2 separate regions of the Homo sapiens genome follow, and region 1 is linked to region 2. A link is an interaction called in ENCODE POLR2A ChIA-PET data of the cell type or tissue named here. Cell type or tissue: MCF 10A. All regions are shown on one strand.

Region 1 (5,000 bases), 530 kb before region 2:
TAAAGGCAGAAATAAAGATGTTCTTTGAAACCAATAAGAACAAAGACACAATGTACAAGAATCTCTGGGACACATTTAAAGCAGTGTGTAGAGGGAAATTTATAGCACTAAATGCCCACAAGAGAAAGCAGGAAAGATCTAAAATCGACACCCTAACATCACAAAAGAACTAGAGAAGCAAGAGCAAACACATTCAAAAGCTAGTAGATGGCAAGAAATAACTAAGATCAGAGCAGAACTGAAGGAGATAGAGATACAGAAAAAAAATTTCAAAAAATCAATGAATCCAAGAGCTGTTTTTTTGAAAAAATCAACAAAATTGATAGACTGCTAGCAAGACTAATAAAGAAGAAAAGAGAGGAGAATCAAATAGATGCAATAAAAAATGATAAAGGGGATATAATCCCCGATCCCACAGAAATACACACAAAATCAATGTGCAAAAATTACAAGCATTCCTATACTCCAAGAACAGACAAACATAGAGCCAAATCATGAGTGAACTCCCATTCACAATTACTACAAAGAGAATAAAATATCCAGGAATCCAACTTACAAAGGATGTGAAGGACCTCTTCAAGGAGAACTACAAACCACTGCTAAATGAAATAAAAGAGGACACAAACAAATGGAAGAACATTCCATGCTCATGGATAGGAAGAGTCAATATCGTGAAAATGTCCATACTGCCCAAGGTAATTTATAGATTCAATGCCATCCCCATCAAGAAACCAATGACTTTCTTCACAGAATTGGAAAAAACTACTTTAAAGTTCATGTGGAATCAAAAGAGAGCCCGCATTGCCAAGACAATCCTAAGCAAAATGAACAAAGCTGGAGGCATCACACTACCTGACTTCAAAATATACTACAAGGCTATAGTAACGAAAACAGCATGGTACTGGTACCAAAACAGAGAGATAGACCAATGGAACACAACAGAGGCCTCAGAAATAACACCACACATTTGCAACCATCAGATATTTGACAAAACTGACAAAAACAAGAAATGGGGAAAGGATTCCCTATTTAATAAATGGTGCTGGGAAAACTGGCTAGTGATATGTAGAAAGCTGAAACTGGATCCCTTCCTTACACCTTATACAAAAATTAATTCAAGATGAATTAAAGATTTAAACATAAGACCTAAAACCATAAAAACCCTAGAAGAAAACCTAGGCAATACCATTCAGGACATAGGCATGGACAAGGACTTCATGACTAAAACACCAAAAGCAATGGCAACAAAAGCCAAAATTGACAAATGGGATCTAATTAAACTAAAGAGCTTCTGCACAGCAAAAGAAACTACCATCAGAGTGAACAGGCAACCTACAGAATGGGAGAAAATTTTTGCGATCTACCCATCCGATAAAGGGTTAATATCCAGAATCTACAAAGAACTTAAACAAACTTACAAGGAAAAAACAACCCCATCAAAAAGTGGGCAAAGGATATGAACAGACACTTCTCAAAAGAAGACATTTATGCAGCCAACAGACACATGAAAAAATGCTCATCAGAGAAATGCAAATCAAAACCACAATGAGATACCATCTCACACCAGTTAGAATGGCAATCATTAAAAAGTCAGGAAACAACAGATGCTGGAGAGGATCTGGAGAAATAGAGACACTTTTACACTGTTGGGGAGTGTAAACTAGTTGAACCATTGTGGAAGACAGTGTGGTGATTCCTCCAGGATTTAGAACTAGAAATACCATTCAACCCAGCAATCCCATTACTGGATATATACCCAAAGGATTATAAATCATTCTACTATAAAGACAAATACACACGTGTGTTTATTGCAGCACTGTTCACAATAGCAAAAACTTGGAACCAACCCAAATATCCATCAATGATAGGCTGGATTAAGAAAATGTGGCACATATACACCATGAAATACTATGCAGCCATAAAAAAGGATGAGTTCATGTCTTTGCAGGGACATGGATGAAGCTGGAAACCATCATTCTGGGCAAACTATCTCAAGAACAGAAGACCAAACACCACATGTTCTCACTCATAGGTGGGCATTGAACAATGAGAACACTTGGACACAGGGCGGGGAACATCACACATGGGGACCTGTCATGGGGTGGGGTGCAGGTGGAGGGGTAGCATTAGGAGAAATACCTAATGTAAATGATGAGTTAATGGGTGCAGCAAACCAACATGGCACATGTATACCTATGTAACAAACCTGCACATTGTGCACATGTACCCTAGAACTTAAAGTATTAAAAAAAAAGAACATATTCAAAGTATTATCCAAGTTACTGTAAAGGACAGAGTCATGCAATTTTCCTGTGGGCCAGCATCATTTGGTCAATCCAATCGGGTGTTAAACTAGCTGAAAACCCTCAACTTGTACCATCATCGAACCCACATTTTTCCTAGCTTATCCGCAAAAATATTATAAGATGTCATTTCAGCATTTTGTTGGTTTATCAGAGCAGATAAGACATCTGTTTAATAATCTGTAATTAGTGTAACTTGCCTTACCAGTCTGGGATTCAAATAAGATTCTCATTATTTCTTATTTTCCAGATTAATCTCCTGAATCCCCACATGCCCAAATCAATTTGTTACCAGGCTGCTGTAACGAAGTACCACAAATCGGTGGCTGAAAACAACAGAAATTTAATGTCTTGCAGTTCAGGGGGCCGTAAGTCTGAAATCAAGGTGCTGGCAGGGTTGGCTCCTTCTGGCTGGTAAACCTTGGCATTCCTTGACTTGCAGGTGCATCACTCCAATCTCTATCTCCAAGGTCACCTGGACTTCCCATATGAATCTCTGTGTCCTCTCCTCTTCTTATATGGATACCAGTCACATCACATTTAGGGCCCACCCAAAACAAACAGACCCTCATCTTAACTGATTACATCTACAAAGACCCTACTTCCAAATAAGGTCATGTTCTCAGGTTCCAGGTAGATATGAATTTGGGGTGGTGGGGGTTGCTATTCAGCCCAGTACACCAAGTAAGTGTCAACCTAAAAGGAAGAAGCTGAGGCAAAATTAATGTAAGGAGTTTATTTGGGCCAAGCTTGAGAATTGCAACCAGGCAGCATAGATTCAAGTTGTCCTGAACACACACTCTGATCAGCAGCAGTTACAAGTAGACTTTTTTTTTGAGACCGAATCTCATTCTGTCACCTGGCTGGAGTGCAGTGGTGTGATCTCGGCTCACTGCAACCTCTGCCTCCTGGGTTCAAGTCATTCTCCTGACTCAGCCTCCTGAGTAGCTGGGATTACAGGCGCCCGCCACTATGCCCAGCTAATTTCTTTTGTATTTTTAGTACAGAGGGCGTTTTACCACATTGGTCAGGCTGGTCTTGAACTTCTGATCTCGTGATTCGCCTGCCTCAGCTTCCCGAAGTGCTGGGATTACAGGCATGAGACACCGCGCCTGGCCACAAGTGGATTTTTAAAGGCAGAAAGTGGGGACAGGGAGTAGGCTGATACAAAGTTGTTTGTCAGGATTTCTCATTGGTTTACGAAAGTAACATTGGGCCAGCATGGTGGCTCACGTCTGTAATTCCAGCACTTTGGGAGGCTCAAGTGGGTGGATCACCTGAGGTCAGGAGACAAGCCCGGCCAACATGGTGAAAACCCCATCTCTACTAAAAATACAAAAATCAGCCAGATGTGGTGGTGGGCGCCTGTAATCCCAGCTACTTGGGAGGCTGAGGCAGGAGAATTGCTTGAACCCGGGAGGCGGAGGTTGCAGTGAGCTGAGATCGTGCCATTGCACTCCAGCCTGGGCAACAAGAGGGAAACTCTGTCTCAAAAAAACAAAAACAGAAACAAAAACAAAAAAACACACATACACAAAAGTAACATTGAAGAGTGATTTGCTATACATTATTAAGCAATATAGTGTCCAAGTGCTATTTGTGGCAATAGCAAGCAGTTTTAAGAGATGAATACATAGCTCAAGGGGGAAGTAGAATGTGATTGCTTTCTCATTTTAATATCTCTCTGGGACTGATGATTTAAAAGGACTCACATTCCTCAACTATAAGTTCTTTTCTTTCCTCATGAGCAAAACCCTCTCTCTCCCTGCTGCCTGTGCATTGTTGTAGTTTATGCAGTGTTTGGCTGAAGGAACCCAGGCTCTCTCTGATGCTGCCATCTCTATCACTGTTGAAACTAGAATTCCCCCACTCCCACCCCAGCTCCTGATGCACTGCTGCTAATGTCACAGGGTGAACCCCAAAATTAAGGTTCAGCCTGGGAGGCCATGTGAGTTCTTGGCTTTGCACAAGAGGGAATTCAAGAGCAAGCAAGCAAAGTGAAAGCAAGTTTATTAAGAAAGTAAAAGAATAAAAGGGGGGCTACTCCACAGGCAGAGCAGCCCTCATGGGCTGCTGGCTGGCTATACTTATGGTTATTTCTTGATTACATGCTAAATATGGGGTGGATTATTTATGAGTTTTCTAGGAAAGGGGTGGAGATTTCCCGGAACCAAAGGTTCCTCCTCTTTTTAGACCATATACGGTAGTGCAGTGGTTGCCATGGTATTTGTAAACTGTTGTGGTGCTGATGGGAGTGTCTTGTGGCATGCTAATGTATTATAATTAGTGTATAATGAGCAGTGAGGACCATCAGAGGTCACTTTTGTTGCCATCTTGGTTTTGGCTGGCTTCTTTACCACATCCTATTTTATCAGCAGGGGTCTCTGTGACCAGTATCTTGTAAACCAGTCCTGCCAAAGTCCTATCACACAAATAGTCCAGCTCCTGACGCGAGCTGCATTGAGTCCTCCTGCAGTGTCATGCTTAGACAAGAGTGTACCACATGTGGGCTGCTACACACAGACACCCCTCTGGTGAAGCAGCTGGGCTTTCTGGGTGTGTCAGCCTCAGCCATGCACCATGCCAGAGGACAATCAAGCCATCGTTTCACACCTCCTCTTCCACTTGGGTGGGTGCAGTGGGTGTGAGCGGTGGTTCTTGGTCATTTCAGGTGGAACCCATCCATGGATTCAGGTA
Region 2 (5,000 bases):
TTCTGGAATGGGCATGCTGATGATGCAGATCACCACTCTCACACCTCAACCCCTGGGAGGGTGAGGGAAAGAAGTTAATTTAAAAAATGGAATGCCTCGTCTAGTTGCTTATGGGTAAAGGAGAAGAATCAGGCTCCCCCTTCAAAATCCTTGTCCTCCCTTTCCAAACACATCGGAAATATAGATAGCATAAACTATAGTTAGTGGGGATGGATTGGGAAGTAGACAGCAGGCCAAACAGAGGAAATGTCCCCACCCCTTATCGGTAGAAGGGGCTGTGCCCACAGTGTTCTATCTATGCTGGGCTGAACTGGGGAGATCACCCCCAGAGCACTTTTTAGCACCTCCCAGTGCTACTTTTGGGATGGTTAAAAGTATGATTGTCCCCAAACCCTAATTGCCATGCAGCCAGTACAGAACTGCTGATTGTGACTGAGCATTCTCAGGTTTAAGAGATGATAGGAAGAGTAGATGACTGGATTCAGGAACACTTCTGTTTGTTTGTTTTGAGAGAGTCTCTCATGGTTGCCTAGGCTGCAGTGCAGTGGCACGATCTTGGCTCACTTCAGTCTCCACCTCCTGATTTCAAGCAATTCTCCTGCCTCAGCCTCCCAAGTAGCTGGGACTACAGGTGCATGCCACTGCACTCAGCTAATTTTTGTATTTTTGTAGTGATCGGGTTTCACCATGTTAGCTAGGCTGGTCTCGAACTCCTGACTTCAAGTGATCCACACACCTAGGCCTCCCAAAGTGCTGGGATTATAGGTGTGAGCCCCCACACCCAGCCCAGGAACATTTCTGCTTTTGCTCTAGGGGCATTTTCAACTTTCTCCTGGGTTCGGCATGGGCCTCTGACTTTAGCAGTTTTTGGCAGCTCCTGGCCTTGTTCCTGCCCACCCCTCCACTCAGATGCCAAAGATTTCCTAAGTGATCCTATTCGTAGGCAGCTCTGAGCCTTTCTCCAGAAAGCCTGCTTTTAGGCAATAGGAAAGGGGGAAAAAAGTGAATTCTTACCAGGAAAAAATGAATCACAATCATCCATCCCCATCCTCCATCCAGGGTTTTAGTGTAAGGTTGGACCTTCCCCTCCCTCTTCAGCATGATGCCTCTTCTATTTTAAATGCAGAAGATCCCTGTGATAAATCCAAGACAGTTGATTCAGTGGACCAGAAACTAATCTAAACTTTTAAACTTTTTATCTGAAAGGGAACGTTCATACATTGTTGGTGGGAATGCAAATTAGTTCAGCCACTGTGCAACGCAGTTTGGAGATTTCTGAAAGAACCAAAAATTGAACTACCATTTGACCCAGTAATCCCATTCCTGGGTATATACCCAAAGGAAGATAAATTGTTCTACCAAAAAGCCACATGCACTTTTATGTTCACTGCAGCATTATTCACAATAGCAAAGACATGGAATCAACCTACGTGCTCATCAACAGTGGGTTGGATAAAGAAAATGTGATACATAGACACCATGGAATACTACACAGCCACCATAAAAAAGAACAAAATCATATCCTTTCCAGCAATATGGATGCAGCTGGACCATTATCTTGAGCAAATTGATGCAGAAACAACCAAATACTGCATGTTCTCACTTATAAGTGGGAGCTAAAAATTGGGTACATATGGACATAAAGAGGGGAACCACAGACACTGGGGACTACAAGATAGGGAGGGAGGAGGGTTGAAAAACTCCCTATTGGATGCTGTGCTCACTATCTGGGTGAGGGGTTCAATTATACTCCAAATCTCAGCATCAGACAATATGCCTTTGTAACAAACCTACACATGTACCCCCTGAATCTAAAATAAAAGTTGAAATGTAATACAAAACAGAAAAAAAACCTCTTTCCCTATGATATAAAACCACTTGTAATTTTTTTTTAACCCCTCAGTTACAGATGAAGTCTGCCTGATGCAACTAAGGACTTAGTTACCTGGAAAGCCTGATCTCAGTGACTGTGGGGTGGCCACTCCTAGAACTGTACTCAGTGTCCCTCCCCCCAGGTCTGCAAGCCAGTTTCTTGGAGAAGCTGTGCGTCACCCTGCTGGTCCTCCGGGTGAACTCTTAAGAGAAATAGAAAGGGAAGGCGAGCCTTGAGTTTAGGAATTCTCCTTAGAAAACACTTGCTAAATGTAAATATTTTTGGAGCTAAACAGACATGACAACGAAATGCGATACCCGCTTATTGAATATATCCTAGATCAGAAAAAAAAGTTGTAAAAGACAGTTTGTGGGGACAGTTGGGGAAATTTGAATATGGACTGTATAATACAGAATACTGTACCAAGGTTAACCTCTTGGAACCTCTTCCACAAGAGAATATTCTTAGGAGATACATGCTAAAGTATTCAGGAGTAACATGACACTATGCTACCTTCTCCCAATCGGTTCCGTAAAATAAACAAGTGTATATAAAGAATGATAGCAAAAAGAAAATGTAAATGTTCTGAGGAAGGGGGAACAGTACTCATTATTTCCCCTGTCGGGTCGAAGGCTGACTGTTTCTAACTGGAAAGGAAAGTCAGCTGGCAGGGTATGCGGAATGGCCATCTGGTGAGCAGGCTGGGTGGGGAGAGATGCCAGTCGTTGTTAGAAAACCAACCCAGCACACAGTCCCATTCCCATCTTACCTTTGATGTGGTGTTCAGCAAAGAAATCCTCCACAGATGGGGCAATTAAGGAAGAAAAATAAATTACACCGTTTTCTGGAATGTTACTCTTTTTCTAAGGCATTTCATTTTGCTGCATTGTGAAAACAAGTGAGCATTGTAAGAGCCAAGGAGGGCTCAGACGATTTAGGCCCTCCTGCTAGTGGACTTTACTTCCTGAGGGGAGGAGGAAAGACTGTGATTTGATGTCATCTCAGGCCCTCCCTCCACCCACAGTCACTCAGAAGGTAGAATTTTTTGCCGCAGGCTCAAAAGCAAGCATGAAGTAAACTAAGTGGAAAGTCCTTTTGGCGACTATGCTCAGGGCAGGGGGATGGGGCTCCAGAGCTCTCATACACTTGTCTTCAAATTTCCTCAGGGAACTTCTCACAACATGCTTATTTTACAGGAGAATATAAAACTCCTGGATGGGTGGTGAGAGAGGCATTTCCTGGGCCACAAACAGAAATCTTCAGTAAGCTCAACCCATTCGTGTGGCCTTTTGTATATTGACTAAAGATTCTGGTTACTAATTTGGGGTTTCAGACCCCATTTTAATTGCATTTTTGAGATCTGATTACCTCAACCACCTCCTGCAAAAGACGTATGCTCGTAGTAATTTTAATGAGATTTTTTTTATTATATTTTGGAAATGGTTAAGGCTGAGACCCCTAGAAAATTACTGGGATAATTCAACTTTCTCTTCCCATTTCCTCCCTCTACCCTCCACATAAAACAAAACAAAACAAACAAGTCAAATGGGAAATTGTCTTTCGTCTCCCACACCAATATTCCAGATTTTAAACCAGAGTATATTTTAGACGAAAGGATGTGTTTTTAGTTTTATCTGGAAAATCTGCACATATTTATGCATGTTCCTTTTTAAGAAGCAAGAGGCTTCTCAGATTCTTAAAATCAAACTCTATAATACTTTTTGATTAAAGTGCTTGCAGAAGGACAGCTTAGTGGTTTGGGAGGGTGCCCTGTAAGTGTAAGCATGGAAGGATTATGCAGTTACATGATGCTGGTGGCAAGGATCAAATAAACATTCAACAGAAGGAGAAAACCCAAAGAGAGAAGGCAAATAAATGCTTTTCAGAGAGCTGTTTGTAATTATGAATACACTCTAGACAACTTTTTTTTTTTTGAGACAGAGTCTCACTCTGTCGCCCAGGCTGGAGTGCAGTGGTGCAATTTCGGTTCACTGCAACCTCTGCCTCCCGTGTTCAAGTGATTCTCCTGCCTCAGTCTCCCAAGTACCTGGTACTACAGGCGCATACCACCACGCCCAGCTAATTTTTTGTATTTTAGTAGAAACGGGGTTTCACCGTGTTGCCCGGGCTGGTCTCAAACTCCTGAGCTCAGGCAATCCGCCTGCCTTAGCCTGCCAAAGTGCTGGGATTACAGACGTAAGCCACCGTGGCCAGCCTGAAAACATTTTTTAGTAAACAAGACTGATTTATTTATTTTTTTGGTGGCACGCTTGTTGCTCTTTTAAAGCAGGGCTATCTATGATTTCTTTTTTTCTTGAGACAGGGCCTGCTCTATTGCCCAGGCTGGAGTCAGTGGCATAATCATGGTTTACTGCAGCCTTGACCTCCCCAGCTCAAGCAATCCTCCTACCTCAGCCTCCTGAGTAGCTGGGACTACAGGCATGCACCACCATGCTCAGCTAATTAATTTTTTTTTTTTTTAAGAGATGGGGGTTTCACTCTGTTGCCCAGGCTGTTTGCAATGTCCTGGGCTCAAGCGATCCTCCCATCCTGACCTCCCAAAGTATTAGGATTACAGGCATAAACCACTGTAAGGAGCCAGCTATCCATAATTCTAATCACAGGATGAAATGATGCTAGGCTATATATATATTTTTCTTACACACACACACACAGAGGAATATATATATACACACATATACATATAGGAACATATACAACTGGGAAGTTAGATTTCAGGAGGGTTCCTACCATTCCTTAAATGATAATAGTGAATCATTGTGCCTAACCTATGTAAACAATACATTATATATGTGTGTATATATTCCTATTCATCTTTGTCTTATAATAGGCTTTATATTGATAGAGAACTCTGATGCTAATGCCTGGGGTCAGATTTGAAATGCGGCAGAACAGCAAGTCATTCATAGAGGCCAAGAGGACAGCAAAGTAATCAGAGATGAACTTCAAACATATGTTTCATAGAGGCACATGAACAGAAATGCAGGCTTGGTGATAATCTCAATTTTGTCAGTTTTTAAGCCCGTAGACTCTGGGCAATTTACTCTCTTTGAGTCTGTTTCTAAAACTCTAAAGCGTAGCTAATATTTTGCAAGGTTGTTGTGAG

What was found. ChIA-PET counts read pairs that join two places held together with the same protein. Peaks named below come from ENCODE experiments on the same cell type or tissue, not always from the same donor. Only the 100,000 strongest peaks of a DNase experiment are listed, where the experiment ranks them.
Region 1: POLR2A ChIA-PET joins it to region 2 with 5 read pairs; 3 of 35 experiments call an interaction of 5 or more read pairs at or near these places.

The regions. Positions count from the first base shown.
Region 1 is chr1:109,859,884-109,864,883 of GRCh38, forward strand. The region is part of intron 4 of LINC01768 (long intergenic non-protein coding RNA 1768); the gene reads left to right. Among named protein-coding and RNA genes, the nearest start is that of LINC01768, 34 kb to the left of the region's middle. RefSeq lists an enhancer at 4,990-5,000. In MCF 10A, no CTCF peak of the experiment used is centred here; no DNase peak of the experiment used is centred here.
Region 2 is chr1:110,388,223-110,393,222 of GRCh38, forward strand. It overlaps SLC16A4 (solute carrier family 16 member 4), which reads right to left and starts at 2,804. Exons shown (of 9, transcript NM_004696.3): 1 at 2,643-2,804; 2 at 1,015-1,133. The coding sequence starts at 1,101. In MCF 10A, no CTCF peak of the experiment used is centred here; DNase peaks (open chromatin) are centred at 2,029 and 2,879.